Regions from separate parts of the Homo sapiens genome. Here all the other regions are linked to region 1. The links are chromatin loops, found by intact Hi-C in ENCODE. Cell type or tissue: GM12878. All regions are shown on one strand. Region 1 overlaps LOC101927434 (a long non-coding RNA gene). Region 2 has its middle 99 kb from the start of ADGRL2. Region 3 has its middle 40 kb from the start of ADGRL2.

Region 1 (4,000 bases):
ATTCTTACAACAACCCTGTTATGAAAGTCTTATTACACACATTTTCAGCGTAGAAAATCAAGTCTCAGAATGATTCACACAGCTGGGAAGGAGTTCTTTCTCTTACCCACTGCAGTCTAAAATAGTGTTTCTCAGTTTGACTACAGCCCACACAAGAAATATAATTTATGTCCCAATCCAACTACACACGTAACTGAAGAAAGAGTTTCACATAACAATACTTAACTTGCACTCAATTTCTTATGTTCTGTGCAATTCTCTTCCTTTCTTTTTTTACTCTTTTTAATGCTAATCACAATCAACTAAATTGATTTCATGACCTACTAAAGGGTCATAATTGACAGCTGAAAAATGCTGCTCCAGCATCTGCTGCATCAATATTACAGAATTCTAGTAGAAATTACATCAAACTCTTCAGCCATTTGGAAATCAGGCTAAGGTAATTTTTCATATGCAAGTTATAATTGTGAGCGCTTCAGTATGAAAAACTTGAAGCAAGTAGAATAGTGAGTTAAATGTCAATTAAATACTGTTAAGTAGCTTTAAAATTACTTAGCAAGAGGAAATCCAAAAGCTGAACAAATATAGATTTGTGGTTGACTTGCCATTTTTAAGTAGTTTCACAAAGTCCTCTTTGGGTTATCCTCTCAGAACTTGTATCTAGGTATTTTCACTCTCAATTTTGATCTACAGGACATAATTGTATTCCAAGGTTTTTATTTTTCCCCAAGGATTCAGGTTAAAATGTAGCATTGTTTTCATCCAAATTGTATTCCAAATCTCTAAATAATCTCAAAGAAGAAAAACTTTCGTGAGTCCCAAATTCTTGAATGATTAAGGATTTGAGTCAGTGGACATTCTGCACTTGGAGTGAGCAAGATAAACTCCAGGCTGATGATGTCAACTAATTTGGGAATGAGTGAGTGACATTTCAAAAAACAGAAGGTTGAGAAGGTGTTCAAGAATTTCCAGGTCTTGAAGGCTAGAAAAAGCCAACAGATTTCTGCCTTGCAGTCCAAAGCTCATTACAAGGTTGTATGTTGGAGTGCTTTGCTTTAGGCAACTTTCAAGTAAATCAAGAAATGAGCCCTCTCCCATGTTTGCTGCACTTTCTAGTTCTCACTAAATTTTACTTTTGACCTCTGAGACATTTGCAACGGCACCAGGATGTGGTTACAAATTGGATTAGTATTACCAAGCAGATCCTTTTGACATGCTGGAAGACCTAATCCATCAGTTACCTACTGAAGCCAAATGGATGACGTTTGTAACTCCTTGGGGTAGGTTTTGAGATACACAACAGGAGGACAAAACAGAAACTTTTGAAAATATGGAAAAGAAACTATTCAAAACAAAGGAAAGGAAGAATGCTCGAATAAATGCTGGGAGACCTAGATTCTGGCTCTGCAACCACAAAATAGTTTTGGAAGCCTTACAAAGTTACTTGACCTTTTTCAGTTTCAGATTTCTCACCTGCAGATGTCTTCTGTAGCTTATCACCTGCAAATGGTCTCCTAGTAACTACTGACATGCCAAATAGTTGGGATCAATTCTCTCCCTCAAATTGCACACAAGATTGAAGTCACCATATTCTTCAATACTCTCATTAGATAAATACATTTCAGAGAATACTATAAATAAGCAATCCTCCTGGAATCTGGCACCATTGAGAAGAACCTAGCCACCAGTGGTTTTAGGAGAGAGCTAAGGGAGAAAGCATAACATGTAAACAAGATCACGGGATGAGAAATTCACACAACCTGTAGAGGGCACTAAGGTACTTTTTAGAGAAAGAATCAGACTAATGGGCATGAGAGGTACCTGTTACCCCAAGTGAGAAGCAAATGGGAAGAAAGGATGAGTGAGAGAGGTATCTTCATTCAACTTTCCTCACATGGTTCTGTTAATCCCTGCCTTCTATCCCAAGTAGACAGTAATCACAGTAATCAGTGATTACAAAAGATAACCTGCTAAGATAGAAAAGGGAAAAAATTACAAAAAGAAAAGCTTCTTTGTAAGGATTTGATAAATGAGCCCTTGATACCTAATAACTTCAGGATTTGCCATTGGTCTGAATTAGGAAATCCAAGGAGAAAATGTTTGAAACTCCTGCCATATTGATTATTGGCAGAGCAGAGGTAAATTAAGGGGAAAATCCAAGGAGTATCATAGGGTAGGATAGCACAGATGGAAGATGCCAGTCAATGCCTTATATTGCAAGATTGTTTCTCAGGAAGGAATGAATAGGATTCAAAATGATGCCCAGAAATGCCCTTACTTTTGTATAATTCTTAACAATTTGCAAAGCCTTTTGTAAAGCTAGAATCTCATTTGATCCTCATGACAGCCATTTTATAGCTGAAGGTGTAGAGAGGTGATGTGGCTTTCCCAAAGTAACACAGTAAATTTCAAAGCTAGGTCTTTAATAGAAATTAATTTCCAGTGATTTTTAACAGAACATCGGGCTGTTCTACCAACCCAGAGTGCTTTCGGGGACTTATTCACAGTGGAAAAATTCTGTTACAAGCCCAAGAGGTGTCAGTTTATGTTGGAAAGTAAAAATCAAATGGCAGATATTCACAAAGCAAAATAAAGACAATTTCTCATCACAGGCTTTGTAGCTCTAAGAAGCTAACAGGAGTTTTCACAACACAAATGGCTAATGTTAGCAGCACGCCGAGTTGGCAGTCCTGTCGTCTGCCTGATCAACAATATGCCATGCTGTTCGAGATTTATCCTGTTACAATTCCTCTGGGTAAAGGTATCATTTCCAAAGTATCCCTATCAGAAAGTAAATAGAATTTGTAATAAAAGCCAATAGAAGAGGTGGGAGCATATATGCTTTCCGTTCTACCCTCTTTACAGAAAAAAAAAAAAAAATTCATTACTGCCTATATTCAGATGATTAGTGTCCCAAGCCAAAGCTCCAGGAAGGGAATCTAGAGTCAAAACAGGAAGAACAAGTTTGGGTGTGAACTCCACAGGGAAGCCTCAGGCTGAGACATGATGATGTCATGGGCTTCAGGAGGGGCTTTGAAGTCAGACCCAAGGTTGAAACCCAGCTCTGCCTCTTAGAAGATGTACTGAGACTCATTGAGCTTCATTTTCTATGCAATGAGGATGAAATTCTGATCCTGCAAGTTGATGTAAGGATCAGAAATAATACATGTAAGTGTGTGTCACATAATAAATCCTCAATAGGTGGAAACTAGAATTTTTGGGTCCCAGATGCTTGATAGGAAATGGGGCACACAGTAATGTTGAAAGCCCTAAGGACAGGTTTTTCCTCTTTTCAAGTCTGCTAAAGACTAGCCCTGACACCAGGTCTTGAGGAAGATCTGTGTATCCAACAGGCCAAGGACTCTTTCAGAAGACAGCTTTTGTCGAGTGTCACCTTGAGTCCCCAAGTGTAAGGATTTATTATACTTTGATTTGTACAAGTCCTCCAAGATCAAAGATGGATTCTGAATGTTAGCTGTCAAGTGAACAAATGATTGTGGAAATATAAAAGCAAAGCAATGCATGTTGCCTTAGGAATAGCTCATTTGCAAAATCTAATATGCTATTACATTGACATATTTCCTCATTTCATCTATTAAATCTTCCATTTTAGTAAAACTAGTTTGTTACAACCAAATGCTGTGATTATGTGCACTTATGTATACATCATAAGTGTATAGTCTGCCTATAATGTCTAAAGAATGCTGGGTCTGAGTTGAAAAAAATAGGAAATTAAGATCTAGGTGTGAATGAACAGCCTCTGCATTTCAAATATCTTTGAGTATGACTACCTCCTTTAAAATACTTCTGAAACATATAGCTTTTTAAAATTTTAGTTCTTCTAGCACATCAATCAATCAATCAAACTGTAAGTTGTTCTTTTAAGAATGTCCATTTGGAAAACTTATGGAAAATAGATCCCATGAATTGAAATACTCCCCGGATTAACTGAAATGTATTAGTGGGAACTGCTTGTGAGATATTACAATGGAGGTAAGGA
Region 2 (4,000 bases), 150 kb after region 1:
TTTATTCAAGATTTAAATTTATGAAAAGAGAATCATAACGATATCTTAATTGCTCTGAAGATGTCTTTTCAAAAGAATTGTCACAGGAAGATTTCCTTCAGAGGAACGGAGAAACCAAAGGAGATGGCTTTATTGTGGAAGAGTTGAGGAAAGCCTTCTGTCCTAGAAGTTAACATTTACGGATCTCTCTGGCAAATAATAGTCTCCGTTTCAAGTCCATTATGTTTGATAAGGATTCAAAAAGTCTTAATCGAATCTAGCAGTCATTGCTGCTTGTTTCTTTCCTAATCTCCCTGATTTTGAATTATAAGATCTTTGTCTCTTAAAATAAAACATCATTTGTTAAAGCCTTTTCAAAATTAAGACCAAAACCGTCACAACTAATTGTTTCTTGGCATCAAATAAACAAATTTTTAAAGTTTGATGAATTGTTTGTAAGCTCTAATCAAGTGCGTGGTGTCATAAAAGAGGGGAGGGAACCCACTGAAACAATATATGTAATTTGTTTGCATTAGTATTTGAGATAATTACAAAGCAAGTGTTCAAAAGCTGTTCTGTATACTCCAGAAGGGGGAAAGATAGGAGAGGAAAAGCATAAGAACACCCAGCCATTGTCAGCTGCTCTCTAAAATATTGCCGGATTCACAATTGTCGAACATTAGCACTACTAAGAATGCTGGGGACAGAGTGTCATGTTGAATGTAGAGTGATGACTTCATAGGAAGGCAAAGCTGAAGATATGACCAGTTTGCAGTCACAGAAAAATCAGCTTTAATTAATTTGAGTGCCAGCTCTGTGTATAATTACACAGCATGAGAGTTTGCATGCAAATGCAGAAATGCTGATTGTTCAAATACTTGCACTTGCTCATTAATACGTTGGGACTAAGCAGGGCTGGCAAGCAGACAGGGTACGGCACACACGGTGCCTGCAGGCTAATTTGTATTATACTGTAGTTAGCAAACAGATTTCAGATGTTTCTCCTTTCTTTAAATAATAAGCACAAAAATATGTATGTCATTTTCATCGGTGGCATACCTTGTTTTCTTTTTGATTAAAATAAAATGTTTTTGGTTTCTGAAAAAGTGTTGAGGGTACATTAAACATTACTAGAACACTGATTTATAACCATTGATGCCAGGTCTGGGATATTTCTATTTGACATTTCATGTAATTGTCCAAACTGATCATATTTCATAATTAGTGAAACTATATTCAAACAATATAAGTTTATGATTAAATCCCATGGAGGAACAAAGGGAGAGACACAGTTGTATTGCCTACTTTTCTGTCGAATCTAGTATCTTGTAGTCAGCATTGGCTGGGTCCAGAAGCTTCAGTAGAACTGATTTCTTTGTGAAAGTACCTAATCCTAAAATGTCCTGCGGTGAGATTTTCCATTCTGACCACTGAATCTTTTCAGAGATCAGCTTCAACCAAATTCCCAACTATCTGGACAACACCCTAGGGGAAAGAGTCTGCCTAAATCACTACACCAGGAACATCTGATAATTTATTAAGGAATTTGCCCAAGTTCCCCAAATCTGGTACTACTATCAATGCTGTCTGTTTTCTTGCCAACATTTCAATGCTTTTCAGTTCTACAAATATTTATGGAGCACCCATTTCTGTTAGACACTGCAAAGCAGAGGATGTACTATAGTAAGCCAGATAGATACAGTCTCTGCATTGGCTATCTCTTTTCTCCCAGGAATTGTCTCAGGAAGGAACCTACGTCAGTTCCCTGGGACATAGATGTTTTTAGCAGTCATTACCTTGGGGGAAAGCCCACATTACAGAAACTTGAATCTATGGCCTTCCATAAATACAGTTTTCATGGTCCTTCTGGGACTCTCTGATATTCTTTCAACCCTATTCTTGTGTAAGATGAAGGAAGCTACCTCTGTCTTGAGGGTTGAATGGAAATTTAATGGATATGTGAAAGAGTCTATTAGGCAAGCCCAAAAGTTTTATAAGAATATATTGAAGAGGAAGGCTGTCATACCTTTCCCTGAAAGCCTATATCTGTAAGAATAGTCATTTCTCAAGGAAAAAGGGTGAACACAACATGTAGGTGGATATGGGGCACTTTACACCATTGGGTCTGACCACAAGTAGGCAGGCATCTACCTACGTGTTTTCAATATGACCAGCTGAGAAACACCAGCTAGACAGCATCACCCCTTCTTTCTAAAAACTCTGCCAATGTACATGTACAAAGATGGAAGGTGACAATAAAAACACTCATACATACCACCTAAGCTTCCACTTCACTTTCAGAGTAGTCATAACCTTCTCATGCTACATATCACAAGTATGCAAGAAGGAAGAAGAAAATCCAGGATGGTGAAAGAACTCCAGGGTATCTTCATGATGTACAACACAGTAATTTCGGAACAGTGGTTTTCAGAGAACAACTATGAATTGCAAGTACCCTGAGCTCAAACAACTTTTCCTTATGGCTCTGTCATGGTCAGACACACATGATTAGGAAACAAAACAAAAACAAAAACAAAAACAAATTTCCAAAATATGTATGAATTAAGAAAACACCATCTTGCTGGGACCAAAATATTAAAAAATATTTGTTATATGGATTACTGGTATCTTTACCAAGGAGAGTTAAAAAACATCTTAAGGGCTTTTGCCTATAAGAAATGAATTCTAATGGGGTTATGGTAATATATGAAAGGAACCATATTCACAGATGATGCAAGTAATTTCATGAAGCTACTAAGGGATAGGAGAGAAAGATAATACATTTGTAAAGAAGAAAGTAGAGAATTTATTCTGCAACTAGAAAGTTTTCAGGAAACCTGAGAACACTCTAGCTACAGAGATGAAGAAAGCATGTAACCCAGTGTAGAAGCACAACACACTGGGGTAGTTCAGGATGGTCAATCGCGCTGATTAATACAGCGTGAGAACCATAGAAGGAATGAAAGCAGCTAGTGAGTCAGCAATGATTAGGTCAACAAAAACTGTTTCCTCAGATTTGTGGGCTGAAATATGTATTCCACAGAAGACATATTTCAAGGGCATGAGAAGAATGAAGGGGAGAATAATTGAAGATAGCAAATGTGAGGAATCTGTACCCAGAAAGTGAAGCGGGAGAAGTAAGCAAGAAAAGTTTTAGGCAAGTGGAGATTTGAGCATGTTTGCAGAAGGGAAGAAATTAGTGGAGCAGGGGCAATTGGAGTTGTTAGGGGAAATGTGTGATTAATGGAACAGGAGTTGGGGAGAATCCAGGTAGTTATGCTAGCTAGAGAGTTTTTGTTTTCTGTTGTTGTTGTTGTTGTTGTCTTATTCCAAGAGAGAAGGACAGGAAAAGAGGATGGTGTCAGGAAATCTGAGGTGGAGGCGAGGAAAGTTATGAGAGTATGTGCCAGATGCCTTTGGTCCAGTGTGGACATTGGTGAGATCATCTCCTGGGAGAGTAAGTATAGGAAAGGGTGGAAATGACACAGAGATAAAAACAACTTTATTCTCGTACCGAAGAAAAGGAAGAGCAAAATAATGTAAAACAATTTACAATGAAAATGGGTAAAAAAATGTAAGGAGAATGAAGAAATGGAAACTGGTTATTATAAAGTTTCACTTAAACATTAACTTGTGCCAAGGTTAAATGAGTAATGAGTCTGGACTTAGGATTACCTAACAGTCTCTAAGTTTACATTTTCCAATATCAGCCCACCAAAAGTAATGGGTTCTTTTGTTTGTTTGTTTTATTTTTAGTTTAGTGCTCTTGTATTCTACACTAAGGAAGGAAGTGTGGGGCAGATATCTGCATATGAAGTAAAGGAGGCCAATAAGCCACAAAAGAGCTTAGTCTTTAAGGAAAAACCCATCATCTCTCTGGAGCTACCCCTTCCCCCTGCTCATCTTTGGCCTTGCTGGTAACAGTAAATGTATTTATTTAACTACATGACACAAGCCTGTATGGGGATGCTTAGGCCTCCCTTCATCATCATACTTCCCCTCTTACACAACCCAGATTTCT
Region 3 (4,000 bases), 210 kb after region 1:
ATATGCTGTTTGCAGTTCATTGCTAGGTTTCCATACTAACATAAAGCATTGGTATTTGAAAAATTCATTAAGAAGTAGCTCACCTTAATTCCTAGATCTAAATCTGTGGCGTGGTTCTATCACCTTTTCTACAATGTTGTCTCAGAATTTAAGAACGGAAAATAAAGAGTTCATATGCTAACATTTCATGGAATATGCCTACACAAAGGAATTGCTGCTTCATGGCTTATGCCATTGTTTAAGCTATTCTAATTGTTTTCAAGTTTTAAATACAGAGCTGGAATCCAATTCTCAGGAACTCCTACCATTTGTCTTAGTTTTCTAAGACATTTACTGTCTCCATTACATAAAGAGACCTTCAAATATTTGAAGATAGGTTCCATGCTTCCTTTATATGTATATATATTTTTAATTAAACTTCTCTTATTCCTTCCGCTACTCCTAAGGTTACAGGGCTTCCAAACTGTATCATTAATGAGAAGTTAGCTTTTCAATAACCACATTTTGAATACAGTCTGCTAATACTGACCTCAATTATAGTTAAAAATATATAAGACCTGCACTTTAAATATAATCTTTTCCAGGTTTGATTAGATTTTGATTGCTGTAATTAGCCATCTGTAATACATAAGACATAATCTAGAATTTGCTCTTTACACATCAGAGTGATAAATCCAGCTATAGAAAGCATCTTTTTGGTTGCCTCTTAATGAAAATATTACTAGACACTACTAAGTGGTGATTGAAAAAACATGCTGAAATATTACTGTCAGCTACTGGAGTAAAACTTCTCACCAGAGAACTATCACAACTTCAGGATAAAAATGATTGCTATCTAAATACAAATTTTAGCAGCCATTAAAACTGTTAGAAAGAGCTTAGATCACTTTGCTTCTTAGAGTTTAAAAAATTTTTACTATACAGTATCAAATTAAAATTTAGTTACTACTTGCAAAATTCAAAACATTTATGAAAGTATAATTAACTAACATTTTAAATCAGAATTCAGGACAGTTTGAATGTTCCTTATATGTCCACAAAAGTTTTTTCTAGTCTTTTACCAAATACTAAAGTGATGATTTGTCCAACAATGTAGATGTTTAATATTCACCAAAGTGTCATCAACAACTTAATGCATCATGCTTTTCCTTCTCATTAAAACTGCTGTATTACTGAAGCTTGACCAAATTTCCTTCATGCTTGGACATCTGTTTAAGTATAATATTCTACACTTTTCCTCCTCTATCAGATTTTGCTTTATCTTTATTTTCCTTCCTTCTCTGACCTGTATTCAAGAAATAGAAAATGGCTCTTTGATGTGCCAGTTCCAAGTATGTTCAGATAAAAGGTAAATAATTCAATAGACTTGTTGATGAGAATTGACATTTGAACACTGGAGGTTGTTTCCTTTACTCATGCACTCTCTTAGTGAGGATAGGGGACCCAAGGTAGGGACTGGCTGGAGTGAGTTTCAAATTGGTGAAAAACTTCTAAAAAAAGAAATGGTAGAGAAAAGAGCAAAAAAAATTCTTTTTTAAATCAATGAAGTAGGAAAGTCCAAACATATATTCTTATCAAGTCTCATACTTGGCCAATAGTTATAAGCCTCTCTGAAAACATTTATATGTGTGGGTGGAGGCAAGTTGCCCATTAAATTGTTAGAGGTGTTATCAGATTCATCAGGACTTGGTTGTAAATTTGACTACACAGTTTGGCTCATAGAGAAATGAAAAGGAAATATCTGATTAAAGTGTGCATAGCTGCTGAGGCAACTGAATGTTGCCATAGCAATTGAGATGAAATGTGCAAGAAGTGAGATAATTAAATCTAACCCCTTTAGTAGTTTTGATAGTCAACGCACTGCCAATAGAAAAAGTTATCTACAGTATTAAGATAAAACACATTCCTCATGGAATGTCTCCTTACTGTATTTTGTTTCTTTTCTAAATACATTGCTTTTGGTGTCTAATTTGAATGTTCTCTTTTAATAATCAAATATAGTTTTGACCTTGGTCTGCCTAAACTTTCTGCTGGTTTATTATATCATGGGGATAGACATCTATAAAAAATATCAATGTTTTCCCCTTTAGTTCTTAAAAAAAGTATACTAAAGCCAAAGCTGCCACATTTGAGCTTAGAATTCAATAATATCTAGAACGTGCTGCCCTCTTCAGGAGCTGGTGCTTAAAAATACTTTTTTTTTTTTTTAGCAGATTGATGAGTTATAATATCAAAATTGTATTGATAATCTTTAGAAATAAATTCCATGTAAAATAAAGTATTTCTGTGTTTAAATTTTTTTTACATTAAGAGCTTGCATTAAAAATCAATACATATAACATTTTGAAAGGAATTATTATTATTTACAATTAAATACAAACTAATAATTTCCTTAAACTATTGTCATAGGGAGAATTCCTGAATCATTACAAAATTTGACTTCCATATTTAGTATTCAAATTTTTAAGAGAAAAATTGTCTAAAAAAGAAGGTATTTTCTATGTGAAAATCTAAGTAGGACATCCTTCAAATCCCAGTTTTATTCTTCAACAACAAAAACAACAAAAACCAACTTTTTAATTTGGGAACATTAGGATTTATAGTTTGAAATTTTAGCTAGTTTTCATTTACAGAAACAATATCTTTCTTGGGAATAATGATTCCAAAGATATCTTAACACATCATAATGTTTATTCAAAATTACTTCACTAGAAAAAATTTCTAAAGGTCTGAAATATCACTATTGAGAAAATTCAAGCAAATCTCCTTCATATATATCTATTAAAATTTCCTTAGCCATTATATAGTTTTAACAGAGAGATATGATCTCAGCGTATTTTTCTCCAAATTAGGTTTATTATACTTTAAAAAACTGATCAATATTAATAGCATTAATTATCAGGATGTGAGAAAACCATATTTTCCCTTAAAGAGTTTTAGGTAAACCTGTCTCATCTCTCTCAATAAAAACTTCAAATGAGCTAAAGGGCTGAGTGAAAAAAAAATTTATTGACAATGTTCTCCTAATTCTACAATATTTCTTTTGTGGAAAACAAAATAGTTTATTCCTGTATTTGAAAGTACTTATCAAAACAAGTGCTTAATCTTATGGTAGCTCTGTTCATAGTCATATAATATATGTTCAAGAATTCTTAGAACACTGATTTGTGTTTTCTGCTTAGATTTACTTTATTTTTGTTTTGCTGCTGGTGTATTACATTTGGCAGTTAGGATCCCTGTGGATGGAGGTATAATAAATAATAATATTTTCTTTACTTTCCAGGGTATTTATGGCACAATGAAAAATTTCATCTTTCCCAGAATGGTAAGTAAGGAGTTCTTTCTGTATTTGATAGTACTGAACACGAACAAGAAAAGGTGAATTATTATAATAAAATTGGAGTATCATCTACTAAATGTATTGAGTCATCTGATAATTATAATGTAGTTTATACTTTTGCAAATAAATGGATGCTGTATTCAAATTCTATAATTATTCCAAAATGTTCACCAAATATACTACAGGATTTTTACAGGAAATACAAGGTTTTGCTTTCTCTGTTGGATTGCAGTTGAACATAGTATATCCAACATTTTGTTTTCTGGGGTAATTTATTTTAAAATACACAGATATAGAAATAAATGTGGTTTATATTCCACGAGCAGAAAAAGAAAGCATTATCTGTGATACAAATTGAGAGTTGGTAAGAGTCCTTTGGAATTGTTACTGTTACATAAAAACTGATTGTAATTTATGTTTGACCGGGGCTTTGCAGCATCTGTGAATTTTAAAATATTTATTTTCTAAAAGTATATATCATAACTTCTAGGCAAGCTAGCCACTATATGATTTTGGTTAAACATATAGTTTCATTGTCTTTATATTTTTATGACTTAAACAGGAAATATTTAGTTTTAGTCTTTATCATAACCTCTTTACAATTCAAATACTAAAAATTAATCTTATTATATGGGAAAGGTCAGTGTAAAATGATATTTC

The links. A loop is a pair of places that touch in the nucleus more often than their neighbours do. Peaks named below come from ENCODE experiments on the same cell type or tissue, not always from the same donor. Only the 100,000 strongest peaks of a DNase experiment are listed, where the experiment ranks them.
Region 2: it touches region 1 in a loop (2.2-fold over the local background); 2 of 110 quality-filtered maps call a loop at or near these places.
Region 3: it touches region 1 in a loop (7-fold over the local background); 27 of 110 quality-filtered maps call a loop at or near these places.

Annotation. Positions count from the first base shown.
Region 1 is chr1:81,547,962-81,551,961 of GRCh38, forward strand. The region is part of intron 1 of LOC101927434 (a long non-coding RNA gene); the gene reads right to left. It also overlaps a transcript of ADGRL2 not described here. Among named protein-coding and RNA genes, the nearest start is that of ADGRL2, 250 kb to the right of the region's middle. RefSeq lists an enhancer at 1-152 and a silencer at 1,696-1,855. In GM12878, a CTCF peak has its summit at 1,760 (motif pointing right); DNase peaks (open chromatin) are centred at 110, 1,170, 1,510 and 1,750; H3K4me3 peaks cover 375 bases; H3K27ac peaks cover 1,966 bases.
Region 2 is chr1:81,700,142-81,704,141 of GRCh38, forward strand. It overlaps a transcript of ADGRL2 not described here. Among named protein-coding and RNA genes, the nearest start is that of ADGRL2, 99 kb to the right of the region's middle. In GM12878, no CTCF peak of the experiment used is centred here; no DNase peak of the experiment used is centred here.
Region 3 is chr1:81,758,528-81,762,527 of GRCh38, forward strand. It overlaps a transcript of ADGRL2 not described here. Among named protein-coding and RNA genes, the nearest start is that of ADGRL2, 40 kb to the right of the region's middle. In GM12878, a CTCF peak has its summit at 2,158 (motif pointing left); no DNase peak of the experiment used is centred here.